Regions from separate parts of the Homo sapiens genome. Here region 1 is linked to region 2. Evidence: chromatin loops called from intact Hi-C (ENCODE). Cell type or tissue: PC-3. All regions are shown on one strand. Each heading gives the region's core, and the rest is flanking DNA. Links, peaks and the distances in the headings are about the cores only.

The links. A loop is a pair of places that touch in the nucleus more often than their neighbours do. Peaks named below come from ENCODE experiments on the same cell type or tissue, not always from the same donor. Only the 100,000 strongest peaks of a DNase experiment are listed, where the experiment ranks them.
Region 1: a loop joins it to region 2, with 2.6 times the contacts of the local background. A loop is called at or near these places in 19 of 110 quality-filtered maps.

The regions. Positions count from the first base shown.
Region 1 is chr17:46,104,339-46,109,714 of GRCh38, reverse strand. The region is part of intron 2 of KANSL1 (KAT8 regulatory NSL complex subunit 1); the gene reads left to right. Among named protein-coding and RNA genes, the nearest start is that of KANSL1, 86 kb to the left of the region's middle. In PC-3, for the core only: no CTCF peak of the experiment used is centred there; no DNase peak of the experiment used is centred there; H3K4me3 peaks cover 604 bases; H3K27ac peaks cover 1,312 bases.
Region 2 is chr17:46,176,718-46,182,093 of GRCh38, reverse strand. All of the region lies in intron 1 of KANSL1 (KAT8 regulatory NSL complex subunit 1), which reads left to right. Among named protein-coding and RNA genes, the nearest start is that of KANSL1, 14 kb to the left of the region's middle. In PC-3, for the core only: no CTCF peak of the experiment used is centred there; a DNase peak (open chromatin) is centred at 3,073; H3K27ac peaks cover 1,130 bases.

The sequences.
Region 1 (5,376 bases), core at 218-5,217, 73 kb after region 2:
GCTAGACTTTAAAAATGTTATGTCATTGAAATCACACAGCCACCCTGGGAGTGATATCTTCCAATTTTTAGGATGGTAAAAATGTCCACCTTTGTGCCCTCAGTCATTCTTTAACTGAAAACTAGCTCAACCTTTGAGGTCTATGTCATTAAAAATTATTTCTTAAGGGTTTTTTTTTGGTGGGGGTGTGGTTTTTGAGGGAGGCAAATTTATATAATATATAATGATGAACATGACAGAATATTTTTCAATTTGATGTGGCAGAATCGAAATCTGCCAATAAAACTTAACTATCTTACACGTATCATATAATTCACGATTCTGTTAGTAAGTGGTTTGCAAAAGCATAGAAATTGAGATGTGAGAATTTTGTATTTTACCATGTGTAAAAGCGGAAACGTTTTTACTCTGGAACATCTATAGTACCCTCAGCAAGTTTCCATTCAAGTTGTGTATGGTTGGGATTAGACTGGGTGCAGTGGCTCACACCTGTAATCCCAACATTTTGGAAGGCTGAGGCAGGAGAATCACCTGAGCCTAGGAGTTTGAGACCAGCCTGGGCAACATCGTGAGGCTCCATTTCTATGAAAAAATAAAATTAGCTGGGCGTGGTGGTGCACATCTGAGGTCCCAGCTACTGCAGAGACTGAGGTGAGAGTGGTTGCTTGAGCTCAGGTGATTGAGGCTATAGTGAGCTATGATTGCATCACTGCCCTTCAGCCCGGGTGACAGTGCAAGATCCTATCTCCAAAAAAAGAAGAGCTCTCAAATATCTTGTTAGTAGTTTTCACTTTGTAATATAGCTTTATTTTCCCTGGTTTGTGTATACTTGGACTAAGAGTGTGGACTATAATTGCTTGACTCGCTTTCAGCATTAGAGGCCAGAGTTAGTTTTATGAGGAGGCCAGAGTTAGTTTTATGAGGTCTGTTGGCACCAGATGAGAAAAGGGGTTAGCTTCAGTCTGGAATTACTTTGGTTTTAATCTTTTGTAAGGAAAAGTTAGGATCATAGTTCCAGCCTGTTACCCTCATTCCCTCTCTCTTCCTGCTTCCTTCCTTCCCTTTGAACAAATATTTGAGTACCTGCCATTTGCTAGGCATTGTTCCAAGCACCCAGAGATATTATGGTGAACAAGACAAAAATCTCTGTTTTCCGGATATGATTCTAGTGGGGGAAACAGACAGTAAGAAAGATAGATAATTAAAAATAATTTTCATGAAGGTTCTATTAATAAAGCCAGGAAGCGGGAAAGAAAGGTGTGTAGGGGGTATTTGGAGAGGGGTTGCAATTTTATAGGACAGTTAAGGGAAAGCCTTAATAAAGTGTCATGTAAGGAAATGACCTGAAGAAAGTGAGGATATCTGCTTTAGGAATAGCAAATAAAAGGTCCTGTGGGTGACAGCTTGCCTAACATGTTCAGCAAACAGCAGTGACTGGAATGGAATGAGCCAGGAGGAGAACAGGAGATGAGGCCAGAGAGGTAGCAGGGATTGGGTGATAGAGGCTCTCTGTTTGAGGCCTTACAGGGTCGTTGTCAGGACTTGGGTTTTTAGAGATGGTAAACAACTAGGCTAGGTTTTGGGTAGAGGAGTGACATGATCGAACTTATCCTTTTATACAATATTAGGCTGGCTGCTATGTTCATGATAATATCCTGAAAGTGGTCAAGGGTGAGAGCTAGAAGCCCATTTAGAGGCTCTTGGACTCATCTAGAAAGATTCAACCAAAGTACTAACAATGAAGTGGCAAGAAGTGGCTGAATACTGGATATATTTGAAGACAGTGCCAATAAGATTTGCCAATTGAGTGTGTTTATGAGAGAGATAGAGGTGGTGGGGGGTTGAAATTAAGGATTACATGGAGGTTTTTGACCTGAACAGATCCATCTAGTTGAAGCAGGTTTGGGATGGCATATAGGAGTTGGGGAGGGGAAAGTATCAACTTCATTTTGATCATGTAAAGTTTGAGACACTTTTTAGACATTCAAATAGAAGTGTTGAGTAGGCAGGTAGAAACAGGAATCTGGAGTTGAGGGGAGCGATTTCAGCTCGAGGTAGGAATTTGGGAGTCAGAAACATAGTTGGATACTTAAAGCCATGAGTTTGGGTAAGATCACCTAGAAAGGAAGTATAGGAAAGAAGATTTAGTGATTTCGCATATGCAGTCTTACAAGGAATTCAAAAAGACAATAGAAAAGCCAGGTTAGTATGTCTTGAAAGAGAAGTGGAGAAAGTATTTGAAGGAGGGAGTACTCACCTTTGTTGGATACTGGTGATGGATCAAGGGTGGTAAGGACTGAAATGTGGAAATTGGATTTAGTACAGTGGAGGTCATTGGTGACCTTGACCAGCAGCTTTGGTGCAATAGTGGGTTGAAACCCTGTGTTAAAGAAACAGTGAGAAGAGACAAATTAGAATAATGAGTATTTGCCGTAAAAAGAAATAGAGAAATGGGGCAATAACGTTTCCTCTGGCTTCCTATTATTAGCAGACCTCCTGATCCATCCCCCTTGCTGTTGCTGCAGTGCTTCCCTGGTATTGAAGGAAATACTTCCCTTATATGGAGGCAGGGAATGAGCCTGTCTGAGATGCTCTTTGTTGCTCTCTTGGAAGCCAGGAAATGCCAAACTTGGGTTACCTTCTTTCGGTTGGATAGTGTTTATTAGATGCTTTTGTCACTGTGTTGTTCCTTTAGTCCTGGGGCCTTTAACTAGTTTGCCTTCCCTTTTCTATCTTTCAGAGTTTTCCTTTGATTGCCTCTTGTGTTATTTGCAGGATTTATAATTGTGCTTAGAACAGGGATGAGCTGGGAGAAAGAATAGAGTCTACACCACCTTGCCTGTACCAGGGTTTCTTCTATTTATTCACTTTTTTGTTTGTTTTGTTCCTTTTTACCACATTTATTTTTAAGAACTGGTAAGTTTATTAACAAATTAATTTTTGGTTCAACTCATTTTCTTGAAGATGGGTTCTGTTGCTAAACCTCAGTGTCTTTAAGGACTATTTCTGAAAATATGGTCTCAGCTGGGCGCATTGGCTCACACCTGTATTCCCAGCACTTTGGGAGACCGAGGTGGGTAGATCACCTGAGGTCAGGAGTTTGAGACCAGCCTGGCCAACATGGTGAAACCCCGTCTCTACTAAAAATACAAAAATTAGCCAGGTGTGGTGGTGGACGCCTGTAATCCCAGCTACTCGGGAGGCTGAGGCAGGAGAATTGCTTGAACCCGTGAGGCAGAGGTTGCAGTGAGCCGAGATCGCACCACTGTACTCCAGCCTGGGCGAAAGAGCGAGACTCCATCTCAAAAACAAAACAAAACAAAAAAAGTATGGTCTCATAGATATCTTACATAATAACTAAGAGGCTTTTTCTTCATAAAGGTACGTGAGACTTAACTCTCTCAGGCAATTCTTAGACTTACTAAAGTTGGAGCATTATTCCTGGAGATTGTGCGTTGGAACTTGTTTGATTTCTCAGTAGCTGACTGGGGGCTCAATGATAATAGCTAGCTAAGTGGTGGGGCCAGGATTTGGAACTCAGTGTTCACTGACTCCAGACACCATACTCTTTTCCAATAAACCGTATTTTCAAAGTGAGAAAGAAGATGTTTTTCTGTTGGATTTAGTATTAAAATTCTCTCATTCTTCTAGAGATAGCCGGAGGCAAGTTCTCCCTGTGGAATATGTGGGACTGGGGTAGTAGGGATGAAAGGGGGACCCTGCCTCAATACACTGTACTTTTCTGCTCCTTCACCCTTCTGGGGGGGTGTGTGTGTGTGTGTGTGTGTGTGTGTGTGTGTGTGTGTGTCAAGGCCTTGCTCTGTGTGTGTGTGTGTGTGTGTGTGTGTGAAGGTCTTGCTGTGCTGCCCAGGCTGGAGTACAGTGGCGCAGTCTCGACTCACTGCAGCCTTGACCTCCCAGGCTCAAGCGATCCTCCCTCCTCAGCCTACTGAGTAGCTGGGACCTTAGGCTTGCACCACCATTCCCGGCTAATTTTTGTATTTTTTTGTAGAGACATGGGGTTTCACCTGTTGCCCAGGCTGGTCTCGAAGTCCTGAGCTCGAGTGATCATTTTGGGGTTTTTTGTTTTTGTTTTTTTGAGACAGGGTTTCACTCTTGTCACCTGGTCTGGAGTGCAATGGCGTGATCTCACTCACTGCAGCGTCTGTCTCTAGGGTTCAAGTAATTCTTCTGCCTCAGCCTCCCAAGTAGCTGGAATTACAGGCACCCACCACATTCCCTACTAATTTTCGTATTTTTAGTAGAGACGGGGTTTCACCATGTTGGTCAGGCTGGTCTTGAACTCCTGACCTCAAGTCATCTGCCCGCCTCAGCCTCCCAAAGTGCTGGGATTACAGGCCTGAGCCACCATGCTCGGCCTCAAGCAATCTCTTTGAAAGAGAAATTAGTATCACATACAGAATTTGAACATTCTAACCTCAGTTTAACTTTTGAAAGGAAGAAAAGTAGACAGAAAATTAATTCACTCTGGAGGAGCTGCTCTGGAATGGCAGTACTTTGAATAACTGAGAGCCTTTCACTATTTGTCATTTGCTTTATTCTTGAAACATAACAGTCTTATTCTCTAAAGAAGACACAGTAGGCCATGTGCGGTTGCTCACGCCTGTAATTCCAGCACTTTGGGAAGCCGAGGTGGGTGGATCACCTGAGGTCAGGAGTTTGAGACCAGCCTGTCCAAGTGAAACCTTGTTTCTACTAAAAATACAAAAAATTAGCGAGGCGTGGTGACGGGCACCTGTAATCCCAGCTACTTGGGAGGCTGAGGCAGGAGATTCGCTTGAACCTGGGAAGCAGAGGTTGCAGTGAGCCGAGATCGCACCATTGCACTCCAGCCTAGGCGATAAGAACAAAACTTTGTCTAAAAAAAAAAGAAAAAAGACACAGTAAGTAGCCTAGTATTTTGCTCAAAATCTTCATGCTCAAATTCCATGTTCAGTCCTACAGCCAGTCAAGAACTGTAAGCCATTTCCATACTTCTTTGTCATGCCATTTTTTCCTCCATTAGAATACTTCAGTTAAGTGTTTTTAAAATATAAACATTTGAGAATTAAACAGGATAAGGCATCAGCTAAAACTCTCTCATATTGTTTATATTTTTTGCAAATTTACTTGTAAACTACATGTGCACAGACATCATTAAAAATTGTCTTACAGTTAAAACACATGGTAGTTCCCATAAGGAGGCATGGATAATCTAGTTGGAGACCAGTTATATATATGACATGACTTGGAAATAATAGCACATACAAATAACAAAATAAGAGGATCCAACTAAGCTTGAAGAGGACAAAGAGTGAATTGTGAGGTACGATGCACAAGGAAAAACTTTCCTGGAGAGACGTGGGTTTTAGTGTT
Region 2 (5,376 bases), core at 94-5,093:
GGGTGCTGTTAAGGAATTTTGCTTGTCTTGGAAATAGAATTAGTTAACAATTAGGGAAAATTCAGATAATTTGAACTGAATGACAGTGACTTTAAGTGCATTATACAATTCAAGCAGGAAGAAAGTGATATGAATTGGAAGAGTCTAAGAAGTTTTTGTGGAGATGCTATGTATTGAAAAATTAGTAAGTTTGGGGACAAAAAAAAAAAGTAGAAGAAGGACCTTCCAGGTAGAGGTAGCAACATAGGCAAAGATACGGAGTTGGGAATCTGTGGGGAGTTCTGGGTCCGTATCAATTGATGTGCTTGCCCTGACGTTAAGTTTCATCTTGAAGAATTTGAACTCATTAAAAAGGTGTGAGGGGCTGGGTGTGGTGGCTCATGCCTGTAATTCCAGCACTTTGGGAGGCCGAGGCGGGTCGATCACCTGAGGTCAGGAGTTCGAAACCAGCCTGGCCAACGTGGTGAAACCCCATCTCTACTAAAATTACAAAAAAATTAGCTGGCTGTGGTGGCAGGCACCGGTAATCCCAGCTGCTCGGGAGGTTGTGGTAGGAGAATCGTTTGAACCTGGGAGGCGGAGGTTGCAGTGAGCGGAGATCGCGCCATCGCACTCCAGCCTGGGGGACAAGAGCGAGACTTTGTCTCAAAAAAAAAAAAAGTGTGAGGAACTTGTTCAGAGTAGGAAAGTGAGATGATAAAAAGGTAAAGGATAGTTTGGGGCACTGAGGCACTAGTCAGGAAGCTGTTGTGATAATCTAGACAGGAGCTGATGAGGACCTGGGCTAGACTGATAGTGTTAGAAGTATAGAGAGGACATACCAAACCTGAAAAGCTTCGTGAGAAAAGAAGGATTTCGTCACAAAGGAGATGAAATTATGAAGGAAAAGAGAGCTTTCTTTCCATTCTTTATAAGCCATCATGTTTTTGTTTGTCATATATTTGGCCTTTTTGTTAGACTGGCCCCTTCACATTTCTGGATTTAAGCTTTGGTAGAGACTTTGACTATTATTTTCTGGTTGAAGTTCTCATTGCATCCTATCTGGATTATTGTGGTAGCTTTTTTATTGGTCTTTGCCATCTATAGATGCCTTTTTACTTACTTTCAATCCATCCTACCCAACTGATCTCTCTAAAGCACAGTCTGATGTTTCACTCCCATTTAAAAAGTGTTTAATGATACTCTGCTGTCATTATTTTATATATACATATACATATATATGTGTGTGTATATATATATGTATATACTTTTTATTTTTCAGAGACTCGATCTCGCTATGTTGACCAGGCTGGTCTCAAACTCCTGGCCTCAAGCAATCCTTTTGCCTTGGCCTCCCAGAGTGCTGGGATTACATGTCTGAGCCGCTGCACCTGGCCTCTGCTGTCTTTGTTTGTTTGTTTTTGTTTTTGAGACAGAGCCTCTCTTTGTCGCCCTGGCTGAAATGCAGTGGCTCAATCTTAGCTCATTGCAGCCTCTGCCTCCTGGGTTCAAGTGATTCTCATGCCTCAGCCTCCCTAGTAGCTGGGACTACAGGCACCTGCCATCATGCCCGGCTAAATTTTTTATTTTTATTTTTATTATTTATTTCTTTTTTTGAGATGGAGTCTCACTTTTGTCACCCAGGCTGGAGTGCAATGGTGCGATCTCGGCTCACTGCAACCTCTGCCGCTCAGGTTTCAGCGATTCTCCTACCACAGCTTCCCGAGCAGCTGGGATTACAGGTGCCCGCCACCACACCCAGCTGATTTTTTTGTATTTTTATTAGAGGCGGGTTTTCACCACGTTGGCCAGGCTGGTTTCAAACTCCTGACCTCAGGTGATCCACCCGCCTCAGCCTCCCAAAGTGCGGGGATTGCAGGCGTGAGCCACTGTGCCTGGCCCCTCTACTGTCTTTAAGTCTGAATTAAGGCTATTAAAGGCTGTCCGTTAAGGATCTGGCTTCAAACTGCCTTTCCACCTTCATTCTACTATTTCCTCTATTAAAATATGCTTTGTGTTTTAAGCAAATTGTTAATTTTTTTTTTTTTTTAAGATGGAGTCTCGCTCTTGTTACCCAAGCTGGAGTGCAGTGGCCCGATCTCAGCTCACTGCAACCTCTGCCTCCTGGGTTCAAGCAATTATCCTGTCTCAGTCTTCCAAGTAGCTGGGAGTACAGGTGCGCGCCTCCACACCCGGCTAATTTTTGGTAATTTTAGTAGAGATGGGGTTTCGCCATGTTGGCCAGGCTGGTCTCCTGATCTCAGGTGATCTACCCGCCTCAGCCTCCCAAAGTCCTGGGATTATAGGCATGAGTCACTGCGCCCGGCCCAAATTGTTCATTTCTTTTAACCTTCAGAATGTCGCCTTTTCCCACACAGCGTTGCCTTTTCTTATGCCATTTCCTCTCACTAGAATGCCACATTACCATTCTCTTGTCCTAGCCTTTTGCATAATGACATTTTAGCTAATTTTCAAGTCTCAGCTAAAATTGCGGCAACTTCATGGACACTTCCCTAATCATCCTTCCTGCTGTTTCTTTCCGTCCTTTGTGTAGAGAAATGAGGTAATGGTGAAGGAAGAGGTTAGTAGAAGCCACATTATGGGCAAACTTTTCTTCCCCATCTGATTTTTGCTTTTGCTTTCAGTGCAAGTGTGGTTGTAATACTTGTTGGCCACCTGGATGACCTATTCCTTCCCCTTTGTTCTCTGCAGCTAAATATTTTTGCAAGGTGGATGCTTCCAGGTTATTCTTGTGTATCTGGAGTCTTGTCTTGGAAATTGACTGGGAATAAATGAGGTTTTCATTTGTGGGTGTGGAGTTAGTTCTGACTTACAGTATTTGAAGCAGCTGGATACGTTTTGCTTTTGAAAGAGTATATATATGTGTGTGTATAATCTTTAGGATATGGTTCTCTGTTGGGAGGTGTGATGTTGAACCCCCCAGCTCCCATATTTGACATGTCTGGAGACATTTTTGATTGTCATAATTTTCAGAAGGGCACTACTAGCATCTAGTGGGTGGAAAACAGAGATGTTGCTAAACATGCTACTGCCAGGATAGCCCCCTGTGATAGATTACTCATCGTGAGATGTCAGTTAGTGGTTAGGTTGAGAAACTCTATCCTAGAAGTATATTTTTGCTTCCCAAGTGCCACTTGTGTTAGGTAGAAGTTTGTCCTTGGACCGATGGTGCAATTTAGAATAATAGAATTAACATAGGAAGGGACCCTAGAGGTCACATATTTGAACTTTATCCCAACTTGTATTTCTCACAATGATGTTTCTGCTTGATATTAATAGATGTAATGGAAAAAGGTGCTTGTTAAAAAAGTTTGGTAAAGGTAAACATTTGCATATTCAGTATGATGCAATACGTTGTGAGTCTCCATCTGGGAAGTTTTTCCGAAATGTATTTGCTTGCTGAGTGCATTTAACATCTTCCAGACCCTAAAATACTTCTTTGAAACTGAGAGAGAAACTATTGATTATCTAGCCCAACCTTTTATAGCTAAATGACCTTGAATAGGTAGCCTTTTCTTTTATCTGTACAAGCTTACTGCAGAATCTCAATTTGTGTGAGTGACAGCAGGTGTAGCAGCTCCATCTGTATTTGTCAGATTATAGTTTACTAACTGAATGAACTAAAAATTGGGATATTTGGGGCTTGAATTTTTATTCTGAATGTACAGTCTGACTTTATCCCCACCGGTAAATTAGAAATTATAATCTCAGCCCTAATTCTACTGCCCAGGTTGTTATGAGGATTAATCAGTTAATTATAGCTTTTAAGGCTTTGTATTCTTTGGAGAAAGATGATTTATCAGATAGGCTGTTGTGCTGTTTGTGTAGAACTGCTTCCTTTTTTTGTTTTTCGTTTTTTTTTCCTTTAGCCCTGAGCTTCTCTAAGAACTGCTTAAATTTGACAGTCTTTCCCTGCTTTACATTGTCAAAGATTGAAGCTTTTTGAATTTTGTAGGGGTCAAGTGGGATAGGAATCATTGTTTTGCTCTGTATATTAAATTTAAGAATGTTACTATGGGCCGGGCGTGGTGGCTCATGCCTGTAATCCCAGCACTTTGGGAGGCCAAGGTGGGCAGATCACGAGGTCAGGAGATGGAGACCATCCTGGCTAACATGGTGAAACCCTGTCTCTACTAAAAATACAAAAAACTAGCTGGGCGTGGTGGCGGACGCCTGTAGTTCCAGCTACTGGGGAGGCTGAGGCAGGAGAATGGCGTGAACCCGGGAGGTGGAGCTTGCAGTGAGCTTAGATCACGCCACTGCTCTCCAGCCTGGGTGACAGAGCGAGACTCCATCTCTTAAAAAAAAAAAAAGAATGTTACTGTGATTTTGTTTTACTTAGTTATTGGCTCTTTAAGAATTTCCATTGTTTTCTTTTTGTTTCTCTCCATTTTATTATAGAAGTAATACATGTTTATGGTGGAGACTTTACATAAGCCAAGAAACAAAAGACAAAAGAATCTTAACCAATGACTTTTTAAAGCAAAATTGAGATGATACTGTGTTTTGTTTTGTAACTTTTTTTCATTTAATAATGAAGCAAGCACTTTTCTATGTTAGTAAATATAGCTCTGCCACACTTAGGGTTGCACAGTATTCCATTGTATGGATATTTAATAATTTAACCGAGTTTTTGGCATTCAGTTTTCTTTTTATTATAAACAACATCATGAAATATTAAAAGTAAGTCTAGACATAACAGGGAAAAGATTAAAGTACTAAACTTAGGTGGTGGTTTATGGCAATTGTAGCTAATTGCAAACTAGGTGCATTAAAAAGCCATGGAAATTCATTCCTTCTATGTTTCCTTTTTGTTTCCAGTGTAATAAAAGTGCAAATAATACTGGGTGGTTGCTCCAGGTACGTGGCCAAGTAATTGAAAGTATCTTATTTCATCATCATAGCATCCTTGTCGGGAAGGCTCTGTTACTTGTAGATGAGGAGACTTAAAGAACAGAATAGTTAAGTAACCTACAGGAGGTGGAGCCAGGATGGGAACTGAGATTTGCTCACTTGAGTCAGTGCTCCTCTTACTTATGAATATCTTTGGGAGTAATGTTGAATCTTAGCATAGTATTTCGAGTCAATAAAGGTATGTCAAGTCAATAAATGGTATTTCTTTGGTATAGAAATCTCAAGATTTAGGAATTAGGAATGGGAATTTTTTCGGAAAAAGTGGTCACTTTTTCCTGTTCTCTGCACTCTCTCTCCTCCCCCACCCCCTTACTTAGATGATTGTTTTAGTAACTACACTATGCTGTGTATCCTATGGGGATATTGAGACCAAGGATAAAGTGCAAATCAAATAAACTATTGTCTTTGAAGTGTATATGTTAATGTCAAGTTCATAGACATCATTTCAGAGAAGTCTTGGAG